3 separate regions of the Mus musculus genome follow, and all the other regions are linked to region 2. The links are chromatin contacts, found by POLR2A ChIA-PET in ENCODE. All regions are on one chromosome and are shown on one strand. Each heading gives the region's core, a stretch centred on a gene start or an enhancer-like site at or near the end of the contact. The rest is flanking DNA. Distances are from core to core; before and after follow the strand shown. Region 1 holds the start of Gnpnat1 (glucosamine-phosphate N-acetyltransferase 1). Region 2 holds the start of Ddhd1 (DDHD domain containing 1). Region 3 holds the start of Styx (serine/threonine/tyrosine interaction protein).

The links. ChIA-PET counts read pairs that join two places held with the same protein, here RNA polymerase II (POLR2A).
Region 1: POLR2A ChIA-PET joins it to region 2 with 13 read pairs in embryonic stem cell. The contact joins the promoter of Gnpnat1 here to the promoter of Ddhd1 in region 2. POLR2A ChIA-PET finds 5 or more read pairs at or near these places in 3 of 5 experiments (Patski and embryonic stem cell).
Region 3: POLR2A ChIA-PET joins it to region 2 with 12 read pairs in embryonic stem cell. The contact joins the promoter of Styx here to the promoter of Ddhd1 in region 2. POLR2A ChIA-PET finds 5 or more read pairs at or near these places in 3 of 5 experiments (Patski and embryonic stem cell).

Annotation. Positions count from the first base shown.
Region 1 is chr14:45,387,307-45,391,243 of GRCm38, reverse strand. Gnpnat1 (glucosamine-phosphate N-acetyltransferase 1) reads left to right here and starts at 2,448. Exons shown (of 6, transcript NM_019425.2): 1 at 2,448-2,496.
Region 2 is chr14:45,655,979-45,659,687 of GRCm38, reverse strand. Ddhd1 (DDHD domain containing 1) reads left to right here and starts at 1,545. Exons shown (of 14, transcript NM_001042719.2): 1 at 1,545-2,466. The coding sequence starts at 1,677. Mir5131 (microRNA 5131) reads left to right here and starts at 1,635; the gene lies at 1,635-1,727.
Region 3 is chr14:45,349,073-45,352,724 of GRCm38, reverse strand. Styx (serine/threonine/tyrosine interaction protein) reads right to left here and starts at 1,539. Exons shown (of 11, transcript NM_019637.3): 1 at 1,196-1,539. The coding sequence starts at 1,252. It also overlaps a transcript of Psmc6 not described here.

The DNA of each region.
Region 1 (3,937 bases), core at 1,199-3,698, 270 kb after region 2:
GTCTTGCTAAGGACGAACTAGGACTGTTGGAACACTGGTGGAAGGCTTAAGCCATGTCAGAATTCAATTTTAAAAAGCACTTATAATAGGAAAATACTGAAAGAGAGCACGTGGATCCATACACTAGACTAACGCAGGAATGGAACGCGGGAATGAAAAATTACTGTATGGGTAGGGAATGCTAGACTCCAGGAGAAGAGCTTCCTTGAAACTCTTTTGCCTCATGAGTGACTTTTAAGCCTTTCGGCTTGTCCAGTTGACTCGACCGGAGAGCGTAGCACCTTAGCAAATATGTTATCCCAACACTACAACGCTTGATATGCAGAGGGCACAACACGTGGTCAGCGGGTGAATGGCTGCACTGATGTGGGGAGATATCCACCATATAAATTCAGAATACAGTTCACATGTATTGTGCTGCCCTGAGTGAAAGGAGAGACAGGGGATTGTAAAAGACGTAGCGGTGCTCACTAACTATGCCCTGTTCCAGTTAGCTAGCAGTTTTAGGCAAGGCTGTGTTTACTAATTGGCCAGTCATTGTGAGTGGAACATCAGCCTGAGTTAATCGGTAAAGGTCTACCTGTGATTTTCTAGTCTCTTTTCATTAAAGATATGATTTATTTCAGAGTATAGTATTTTTGTGACAGGGTGGTCTGGGCCCCTATGAGATTGCATCGAGTAATTACGCTGCCATTTCTGAGTAAGACATGCAGTTAACTAACAGGTTTTGTTGCACTGGAATTTGGGTAGATGTTCCTCATTTCACCATACTGTAGTTTATTCCTTCTACACACACATACATGTACACAAACTAGCATCTTAAGCACATATTACAGGCCAGGATACATGTTGAATGTTTTATTTGTATTGCTTTATTAGACCGTCACAGTGTCAGATTAGGTACCAGATACCACCAAAGATTAGGAAGCTGTGTCACAAATGTTCAAAGCCACAAGTAAAATGGAAGCACAGCAAAGGAAATTCACATAATCCGAAGACATTTCTACCAAGCTGTTAACATAATGTTAATTCTACAGGCGAAGCCATGGGGACACATGACTTTTTATTCTGTATTTCTCTGATGCTGCAAGTTTTAAAATAAGCAAAATAATGTAGTAAGACATTAAAAAACAAATATTTTGGCTGGCGGGATGGCTCAGTGGGTAAGAGCACCCGACTGCTCTTCCAAAGGTCCAGAGTTCAAATCCCAGCAACCACATGGTGGCTCACAACCATCTGTAACAAGAACTGACTCCCTCTTCTGGTGTGTCTGAGGACAGCTACAGTGTACTTACATATAATAAATAAATCTTTAAAAAAAACAAATATTTTAATGAGTTCAGAGATGGAAGTGGTATACGTCTTGGTATATTCAAGACATTTCTTCCTCCTCCCCTATCTATCTATCTATCTATCTATCTATCTATCTATCTATCTATCTAGTGACAGCATTTCTCTACATATTCGGGGCTGTATTTGATCTAATTGTGTAGAACTGTCTTGAACTCACAGAGATGCACAAAGCCTCTGGTCTCTAGTGCTGGAATTAAAGGCATGCACCAAGTACTACACACACACACACACACACACACACACACACTCGCTGTGTGTGTGTGTGTGTGAATGTATGTATGTATGTATGTATATCTCCAAATCTCTGCTTCCTCACTTGTCAGATGACACTAAATGACACTTAAGAGAGAGACACTGGAGGTAGGAACCTTCCCAGGACTGAGATTACAGAACAAGCACAGTATTTGCTGTATACTGTAAGATGCTTTCAGGGCCCTGGCCTCTACCCCACTCTTCACTGCCTGGAGAACGTAGCCACTTCTTGCCCAGAGTAAGCTGAAATGTTCCGGGTGTCATAGGAAGCAAAGGGCTGCAGTGGAAAGCTCAAGAGAGCTCAAGGGTGAGTGGTTCCAGCTCAGTTTCTAGAAGACAGAAGCCCAGCCTTGTCTCAGACATTTGACAATCAGGAGATGTAATCACCAGTCCTGTTAATGGACTGCATGCAAGTGAGGGAGGGGGACGATGGGACTGACAGGGTAGGAGCCTTAGGGCTCGGAGAATGAAAGGAACCCACACCGGTCATCGCGGTAGGCTGCTTATACTCCTATGGCTTTATTTTCAGATAAGGTGTGAGAGCGACGGTGGTACTCTCGTGCAGTGAGCGAAAGGCAAGTCTGGAAGGTAAACTGATGACGCAAGCTTTGCCCCTGGTCTTTGCCCCACGCCCCGCCCCGCCCCGCCCCGCCTCGCCTCCGGAGCCCAGGAGTGGTGTGCGTGGCCGTGCCTCCGCGTGCGCAGCGGTGCGTGAGGGCGGGGCAGGGCAGAGGCGTTGGTCCGGCCACGTTTGGCCTGGCGGTTCCGGCTGCGGCGCGTGGGGGCGCACGGGGGGCGGGGCTGGAGCTGCAGCCGGATCCGGATGCGGCGGCGCTTTGACCCGCAGGGAGACTGACGCGCCGGGACTGGAGCGTGGTCCGCTCCAGTGCGGTGAGGCGGCCTGGGGCTGGGACGCGAGGGCTGGCGGGCTTGGGACCGCAGAGGCTGAGACGCCCTGCCCGGGAGCCGGGCGGCAAAGCTTGATGCCCGGCAGTCTGGCCGGGCAGGGTCTTGGAGGGCCTAGGAGTGTCCGTGGCGTGGGAATGGGGGACGGTCCTCACCTTTTCTGCCGCCGTCCCTATGAAAGGGCGCGAACCCTCGGTTCCCTTTTACGGGTGTAGCGGTCAGAGCCGCTGAAGACAAGCACCGGCTCTGAAGAGCCCCAGCTGCGCAGACTGTATGAAACCTGGGGTGGGGGAACCTAGAACTTGAACCTCTAGAAACACCAACTGTGTGGTTTCTATTATGTGTTAGAGCTAATGTTTATGTAAGGCAAGCATAAAATTTGTTCCTGTAAAAAAATAAATGGGGGTTTGTTTGGGATTAATTAATCCAAGAGTAGGTCTCAGGAAATGGATTCATTAAGGTAGGAATTGTATGATTCAAACAGATTCCATGATGCAAAGATTGTCATCTGTTGACTTTCCTGCAGTAATGCTCTATGGGAAAATGAGAGGATCCTCATTCCAGGCCACTCATTTGTTGATGAGTGTTAACTAACCTTAGGGCTAGTCTTGGAAACTCGGTGCTCCCAACTGTGCAACTAGACTTGGGGCTAATCAGATCGTGTAGATTAAGTACACTAACGGGAAAGACTTCTTGCTTCATGAAATACTACCTTTCATGAAGATACTCGGAGCTGTCTACTTATCTGTCTGTCTACCTGTAACCTATCACAGCGAGTTTGATTTGGCTGCAGATCATGTTTAGAAATGTGTGAATCCTGGTCTTCAATCTTCCTACTTGTTGCTCCGCTGTTTTTCAGGAAGCAGCCGCTCCCCATCTATATCCAGACTCATTCAGAGGCTGGGAAACCAAACTTGAAGTTGGGTGTATGTCTTTTGTCTTCTCACTTGTGGCCATGTGGCAATCTTTTTTTCTACATGACTTTCTGAAATGTGATTTCTAGATAATACCTTACGTCATTCATTATTCATTGACTAGAGGTTCACTGGACTAGGGCTTAGGCAATACTCAAGCATTGTAAACAAATGCTAATTTAGAAGTTAAACCCTACTGGGTAGAGGGGGAGGGGCTTTTAGTTAGAGTTTACAACCAAACTTAGAGAGGAAGTTAGGTGGTGACCTTTAAGTGCTACAGAATGAAGGCTTCTTGTAGTTTTGTTTTGATAAAACAGCCTGTGTAGCAGGGGCTAGCCTTGAACTTGGGTGGGGGGGGGAGTAGTAGAGAGGGGTACCTTAGAACCAGCTTTTTAAAAAAATCTCCATGTTTAATCAACTCCAATAATTAGTTTTAAAGTGTGTGTGTGTTTGAGATAGGTGTGACTGGGTAGCCTGCTGTCCTTGAGTCCCACACAGTCCATGCTTCAGCC
Region 2 (3,709 bases), core at 296-2,795:
TAATGACTTTGAAGGCTCTCTGACAGGTTACATCCTGAGAGCAAGACAACTTGCCCTACTGACCTGTTTCCACAAAGTAAACATTAACAGTGAAGACTGTCTGTTCTTGAAGTAAGAGCAAGATTGGAGATTGTTTTCTCAAGATAGGATGGGTTTATAAAATGAATTTTTTTTTCAATTTAAGAGAATGGTCTGAGGTGACAGAGTGCCTCAGCTATAAAACAGGATTTCTATGAAGTTACAGCTGACCTTGACCAAACTCATCAGTCAGCCACAGTCCAAATAATCTCTGCTGGGGCAGCCTGTTCCCCAAAATGAACTGCCTTTTAATAAAACAGATAATTCCAGGAAAGGTACATCATAGACCGACACATAGCTCTATGGCTGCAAGAATTTCATTTCCAAGCCACCCACTTGCCTCTATAAAGGGCCCCAGCTAGTTTACTCCCTTCTAAGACACCCATTTCCCTCCGGAGAGTGTCTTTCCTTCTTTGTTTGAAATAAACTGTCCATCTGTTGAGGTCAGACTCTGGTCTCTGTCTTCTCTTTACTCTGTCTTGGAAGTCTAACATAACAGAGCCTCCGTGTCTCCCTGAAACCAGGAAGTGAGTTACAGAATCAGAGTTATACTAAAAACAAAAACCAAACCAAACTTGGGAAGGCTTAAAAGCCATAGAATTACTAGAGACCGTCCGGTGCAACGATCTCCTACTTATAGCAAGGAATAAGACAAATAGATAAAGGAGATTAAGTGACTTGCCTGGAGGTGGCAAAGCTGAGTTTAGAACCTAGGTTTTTGTTTTTTTTTTTTTCCTCTTTCAGTCTAATAATCTACCACACAAGGCTGGCAAGACCAGTTAGTTATAACCAAGGTACATCGAATGCGCACAGACTGTGGGAAAAGACTAAGACATAGGGACTTGGTTTCCATCCAAGGCCTTACTGCACTACAGAAAGAACAGGAAGCATAAGGACAAGAGGGCAAGCAATCTAAAGAACTGGCACAGTGACTCTAGGACGCCAGTTTTGTAAGTGGGAGTGGTCGTGCCCAGGTGAGCAGCAGGCGTAGAGGTGGGGTGCCTTCTGTATGAATGGGCTGAAGGTTGGGAAAGGGCCAAACCAGGTGACCGAGCAGGTCTTTCGGATGCTGAAAGCAGGCCTAAAGCCAGGAACGTGAGCTAGCAACTTCCAGGGCCCCTCTGGGCATACAGCTGAATCACCCACGGGGCTCATGACCCGAAAGTGTAAAGATGAGTGGGCGAGAGCCTCACTGCGGCTGGCATCCAGGGGCGTGGAAGCGAGGGGGCGGAGCCACTGCGTCGAAAGTCGTGAGGCAGGGGCTCCACGGATGCCGAGACCGCCGCGACCCCGTCTGACCCCCGCTTCCAGGCGCGGAAGACTACGTACAGCCTAGCGCCAAACGGGAGCTCCAGCAGAGTCCTCGGGCCTTCCGGGGAGGCGCGCGCGGCTGGGGGCGGGGCCCCTGTGGCCCCGCCCACGCAGGGCTGCGTAACAATGGGGCGGGCCCCGGAACGGCGCTGCGGCGGCCGGGGGCCGGCGGGGAGGCGGAGTCGCCTCGGCCGCAGCTGCTGCCCTGCTCGGGATTTGAAAGATTATAAAGTCCGGGCCGAGAGGGCGGCGGCGTCGGATGCGCGTGTGGCGGAAGCGCCGGCGGCATGAACTACCCGGGCCGCGGCGCCCCACGGAGCCCCGAGCGTAACGGCCGCGGCGGCGGTGCCTGGGAGCTGGGCTCGGACGCGGCGGGCGTGTTCGGCGGCGGCGGCTGCTGCTTCGAGCACCAGCCGGGCGACAGCGTGCCGCTGTCGCTGCTGCGCGCCGAGCCGCTGCACCTGGCACCGGGCGCCGACGACCTGAGCCACCTGGCTCTGGACCCGTGCCTCAGCGACGAGACCTACGACTTCAGCTCGGCCGAGTCCGGCTCGTCGTTGCGCTACTACAGCGAGGGCGAGAGCGCGGGCGGCGGCAGCTCTTCTTCGCCTCCGCCGCCGCTCGTCGCCCAGAACTCGGGGGGCGGCGGGGCGGCGGGAGGGGGCCCCGGGGACAGGAAGCGCGCCCGGCCCGGCGGCGCAGCCGCCCGGCACCGCTACGAGGTGGTGACGGAGCTGGGCCCCGAGGAGGTGCGCTGGTTCTACAAGGAAGACAAGAAGACCTGGAAGCCCTTCATCGGCTACGACTCTCTGCGCATCGAGCTCGCCTTCCGGACCCTGCTGCAGACCACGGGCGCCCAGGCCCGGGCGGCGGGCCGCGATGGAGACCGGGTGTGTGGCCCAAGCTCCAGCTTCGGGGAGGAAGACGAGGAGGACAGCGCCTGCGGCTTCTGCCCGCGCGCGGCGGGGCCTGAGCCGGAGATGGAGGAGCTGGTGACCATCGAGCCGGTGTGCGTGCGCGGCGGCCTCTACGAGGTGGATGTCACTCAAGGAGAGTGCTACCCGGTGTACTGGAACCGTAAGTGGCTGGCCAGGGGCGGGCCAGGCTCGGCGCGCGCTGGACGGCGTTTGGGGGTTCGGTTGCCCCCGCGATGCCTGCCTCGGGTTAGGATGCAGGTTGCGCGGGGTGCCTCGGCAGGTGAAGGGTAAAAGAGCAGATGGCAGCGCCCAAGCTGCTAGCGGGGTCAGGAGGGGAGGATTCCGCCGGGGATTGTGCCTCCTGGGTGAGTAGAGTGCTGCTGCCATCCCCTGGAGGGTATCCAGGAACGGATCCCCAAGCCAGTAGCTTTAGTTTCTTGACCGTACCAGGGGCTTTGTCCACCTGGATATCTGATTCGGTCTCGTGTCTCCTGAAGCTCCTGTGATTTAAATAACATGTCCTGGAGTGAGTGGAAATGCTTGAGTGTTTTTATGAGAATCAACAGTTCAGCTTAAAACCTGAGAAGAGAAAAGCCCTGACGGGAAAGGAGAGTTACAATGTGTTATTCACAGTGGATGTGTTGGGCACAAGAGGAAAGAACTGCAGGAAGTGGCAGTGCGAAGTGGGTCCGTACCCTCTGTATAGAATGTTTTCATATCTCTTGGGTCCTTTTTACATATTTTTACTTTTGCTTCTTAACCTAGAAAAATTGCACGACCTCGGTTTTCACATCTGTTAAATGGGACTGTCATAAAGGTCTGAACGATGCTTTAGGCAACACGGGTAGGTTTAAAATCAGAATGAGGAAGGGTAATCCATAATCTGACGTGGCATGCAGCAGTTATTAATATATATGATATGTAGTAGTAACAAGTTATTGGCCATCAATAATTTGTACCATACAGTATTAACTTTATGGGCTTCAGTGCCCTTACTCAAATGTCTTTTCCTGATCTTTTGGCCCTCTATACATCTTATATTATTTATTCTGATCTATATTAATTATGTGTATTGATGGCTTAGCTTCCTTTCGGTTTATTTAGTAGCTTCTGGTCAGAGTCCACCACCTTTATCTTTGTACTCATAAAGCAGGTATTCGATGACTTGGTACCGAATTGCATCAGTGATTCTGATAATGCTAAAGCATGCATGCATTAGGTGCAAGTAACTATGATGGCAGATTCAGCACATTCCAAGTCAGGTATAGGTAGCATAGCAGGAAATTTCTTGCTACTCTTCAGGACAATAAAGGCAATAAAGGTTGTTAGTTTTTTAAAGATGAGACTCATATGGACTCTGTTAGGTCACCTCTTGATTATAAACTCACTGAGGACGGACTTAG
Region 3 (3,652 bases), core at 290-2,789, 310 kb after region 2:
CAACCATCACTACTACAAATAAGAAAGAGAATCCTTCAAATGACAGTAAGTCACTTGGGAGAACAGGGGACATTCCTGGGTACACAAGACCTTGTCTTACAAAGTTCCAGGACAGCCAGGGCTACAAAGAAACCCTTTCTCAAAAACCCACCATCACAACAAAACAAATACAAAAAAGTGATCTGAATCAAATGAAGACATTCAATAGAATTGAGCATTTGGTATAAAGTCTCCATCTCATCTGTAACTGAGACTGGTCTCAAATTTGCTATAGAACCAAGGCTACAGTGACCCCTCCTTTCTCCTTCCACCTCCCAAGTAGAGGGGTTACAAGTGTGCCAGCCAAGAGTAGTCCCAAATACCTTTAAAACACTGAGAGATTAAGGGGTGTACACCTTCAATCCCAGCATTTGGGGTACAGAAGCAGGTGGATCTCTTTGGGTTTCAGGCCAGCCTCGTCTAGTGAGTTCCAGGACAGCCAGGACTTATATCAAACACACAAGCAAAACTCTAGAATCCTTTTTTGATCCTATTAAGTGTCACAGGTAAGAATCCTTGTCACTAATTTTAGCCTCTGGCAAACTCTAACTTAACAGTTTCTGGTACCATAAAATATTTGCAACAGATGTTAGGTAAAGAAAAAAATCAAGGTGGGGTGAAAAGAACCCTTAAATCATAAATTGGGAGAATTTTGCTCTCGATAGTACAGGCAAGATTTGTTACTAAAAATTTTCAAATTCAAAGAAGCTTAGCTTTTCTACTCCCCCCCCCCCCCCGCCCCACGCTAGTCATCGTTTTTTGTGGGTTTTTTGGTAGTGGTGGTGGTTGGTTTTTGACTTGAGTACTATTAGAGGGGTGCAATTCCAGAGTTCACGCCTCCGATCTATTCCACACGTGGGGCTGGCTATGTGTCCCGCATGTGAATCTAACATCAAGCTCAGATTAAAAACAACTCCACAGCGTGTTGCTCTGGTAAGGAAGAGTCTGTGTTCACGAAAAGCCTCAACGCCGAGGCGAGTGGTCAAGAGTACTCTCCGGGTTGGCTCCTCCGATAGGGTCCCGCGGGAGGAGGACCTCACTGACGCCCCTTCACGCCCAAGGGGAAAGGGAAGAGTCTGGGACAGTTGGGCCAGAGGCGCTGCTTGGCCGGAGACCCGGGGGCTGCCCGCGGCAGGGCGGGCCGCCGGGCACTCACCTCGGCGTCGTCTTTGCACTGCGGGAGCGAGGGGAACTCCAGTTTCACGTCCTCCATGGTCCCAGGGCCCCGGTGGGTGGGCGCGGTGCGCCCGGCCGCCCTCCGGGCTGGCAGAGGCGACAAGGGAAGGAGGGCGGGCGGGCGGGCGAGCGGTGGGGGGGCTGACGCGCGGCAGGCTCACAGCAAGCACTCGCGGACCACAGGATCCAAGCGGCTGCGACAGGAAGGCGGAGGGCAGGGCGGTGCGCTGCCGGCCGCCATGCTGCGGCCGTGTCCCTCCCGCAGGTCTCCGCGCCCCTCAGAGAGCCGGGATCCGACCCAGGCACGAGCCCATAACCGTCTCCTCCCGCCCCAGCCCACGCGGCCCAGCCAATCCCAGCCCACGCTCGCCGACGGCCCGCCCCCGCCGCCAGGTGTCAGCGCGCCTCCGCCCCGCCCGTCCGCGAGCGCGCAGACGCGGGGGGAGGAGCTTCCCGCAGGGCGGAGCTGCGGCCGTAGGGGAGGAGCGGTCGGGGCCAAGGCCTTCCCAAATGGGATGGGAGTCCGTCCCTTCAAAGTGTCCTCCACACTCAGAGGAATGCTGCTCGATCCAATCCGTGGGGGAAGTCATAACCAAACAGGAAGAGTTCAGCTTAAATTCATGTTAGACTACGAAAAAAACAAAAACAAAAAACCCCGAGATACCCATCATCTTTAAACAAAGTAGAAAGTGGCCTCTTAGGTATACTCCGGAGTGTTAACAACTCAAATTATCCAGAAAATTTCAAGAAAATGATTCTTAAAAAAAGTCATCAGAAATGTAAATGATAGTTTACTTACTAAATTGTATTCGGTACTCTTTAAGATTTCTCCGAGCCTATTTTTCAACATAAAAGATGATTGTGTGAGGAGCTGGCGTTAGAGTTAATAATTTTTGAAGAATATACCTTCTTCAGGGTCTCGCTATGTACACCAGGCTGGTCCTCAAATTTACAAGAGTTCTGAGATGAAATGATTAAAGGCCTGGTTTGAACTTCTGAACCACCTTTGGTCTCACTGAAGGAATCACTGAAGGCTGCAAAGTGTGTAACTAAGACTATCACTACTTTTCACTGTATTTTAACACTACTTCCTAGAGACCTCAGGACTGTCATTATCAAAAAAAAAAAAAAAAAAAATCCTTTAAAGTGGAAGGACCGCGTGTTTAACTTGGATTTCCTCTTAACTCTTTTCATGTTGTCATATATGTAATGCATGTTCAATATACAGGATAGCTGTTCAAAAATTAGGTGGCTAATTAGATGGTCTATGCTCTCTAGTGTTACATAAACTATTATCCAGCTTTAAGAATTACAAAAGGCACAGAATACCCTGCTAGTAATTTTTAATTAAAAAATAATCCAATGGCAAGTATTGTGGTAAATGCCTTTAATTCCACCACTCAGGAGAGGCAAGAAAATGTCTGTGAGTTGAGACTGGCCTAACCCACACAGTAAGTGTCCCAGGCCAGCCAGGGGTACATAGTGAGACCTTGTCTCAAAAAGAAAGGGGAAGCTGGGCAGTGGTGGCATACCCTTTTAATTCCAGCACTTGGGAGGCAGAGGCAGGCAGATTTCTGAGTTCGAGGCCAGCCTGGTCTACAGAGTGAGTTCCAGGACAGCCAGGGCTACACAGAGAAACCCTGTCTCGAAAAACCAAAGAGAGAGAGAGAGAGAGAGAGAGAGAGAGAGAAAGGGAGGGAGGGAGGGAGGGAGGGAGGGAGGGAGAGAGAGAGAGAGAGAGAGAGAGAGAGAGAGAGAGAGAGAGAGAAAAGAAGAATTACATACCTAGCTGGATCATTTATGGTTAGTCCTTTGGTATTTATGAAACTGAAGTTTGATGTCTTTATTTAAACAAGAATTAACTATAAATAATCTCAATTTTTAGACATTGACAATTTCCTTATACAACTTTTGATTGCCACATGAAATTAGAATTGTGTACAGGTAACAGAACTTTTGTTTTGAACATTTAACATTCCATAGAGTAGACACTCTCAGCCTGGTATTTACTGGAAGATATTTATAGAATCCACTGGTGAACCTAAGAAATAATAGATCGCTAGAAATCACATATATGTAAAATTACATGTCCATGAACAGACTTTTCCTGGATCCAGACCACAAAAAGGGAATTATTTTTCACATAAACCAAATTATAAGTATTACTTCCAGTCATAATCTTTAAAAAGTTAAAATTATCAAATACCTAACTGCAATAGGTAAAGAGAATTTCTTGGAAGACACAAGTACATGTATATACTCCATAACCCCACACTCTATGATCTATAAAAGAAGACATTCTTGTGGACTCTGTGAGTACTGTTTAAAATTCAAAGCCCTATTTTAATTTTCAACTTCATCCAGGTTTTCAAATCATATACTTACTAATCCAAAAGGACAAGAATAAATGTGCTTTTAGAAAAGACAAGAGTATATA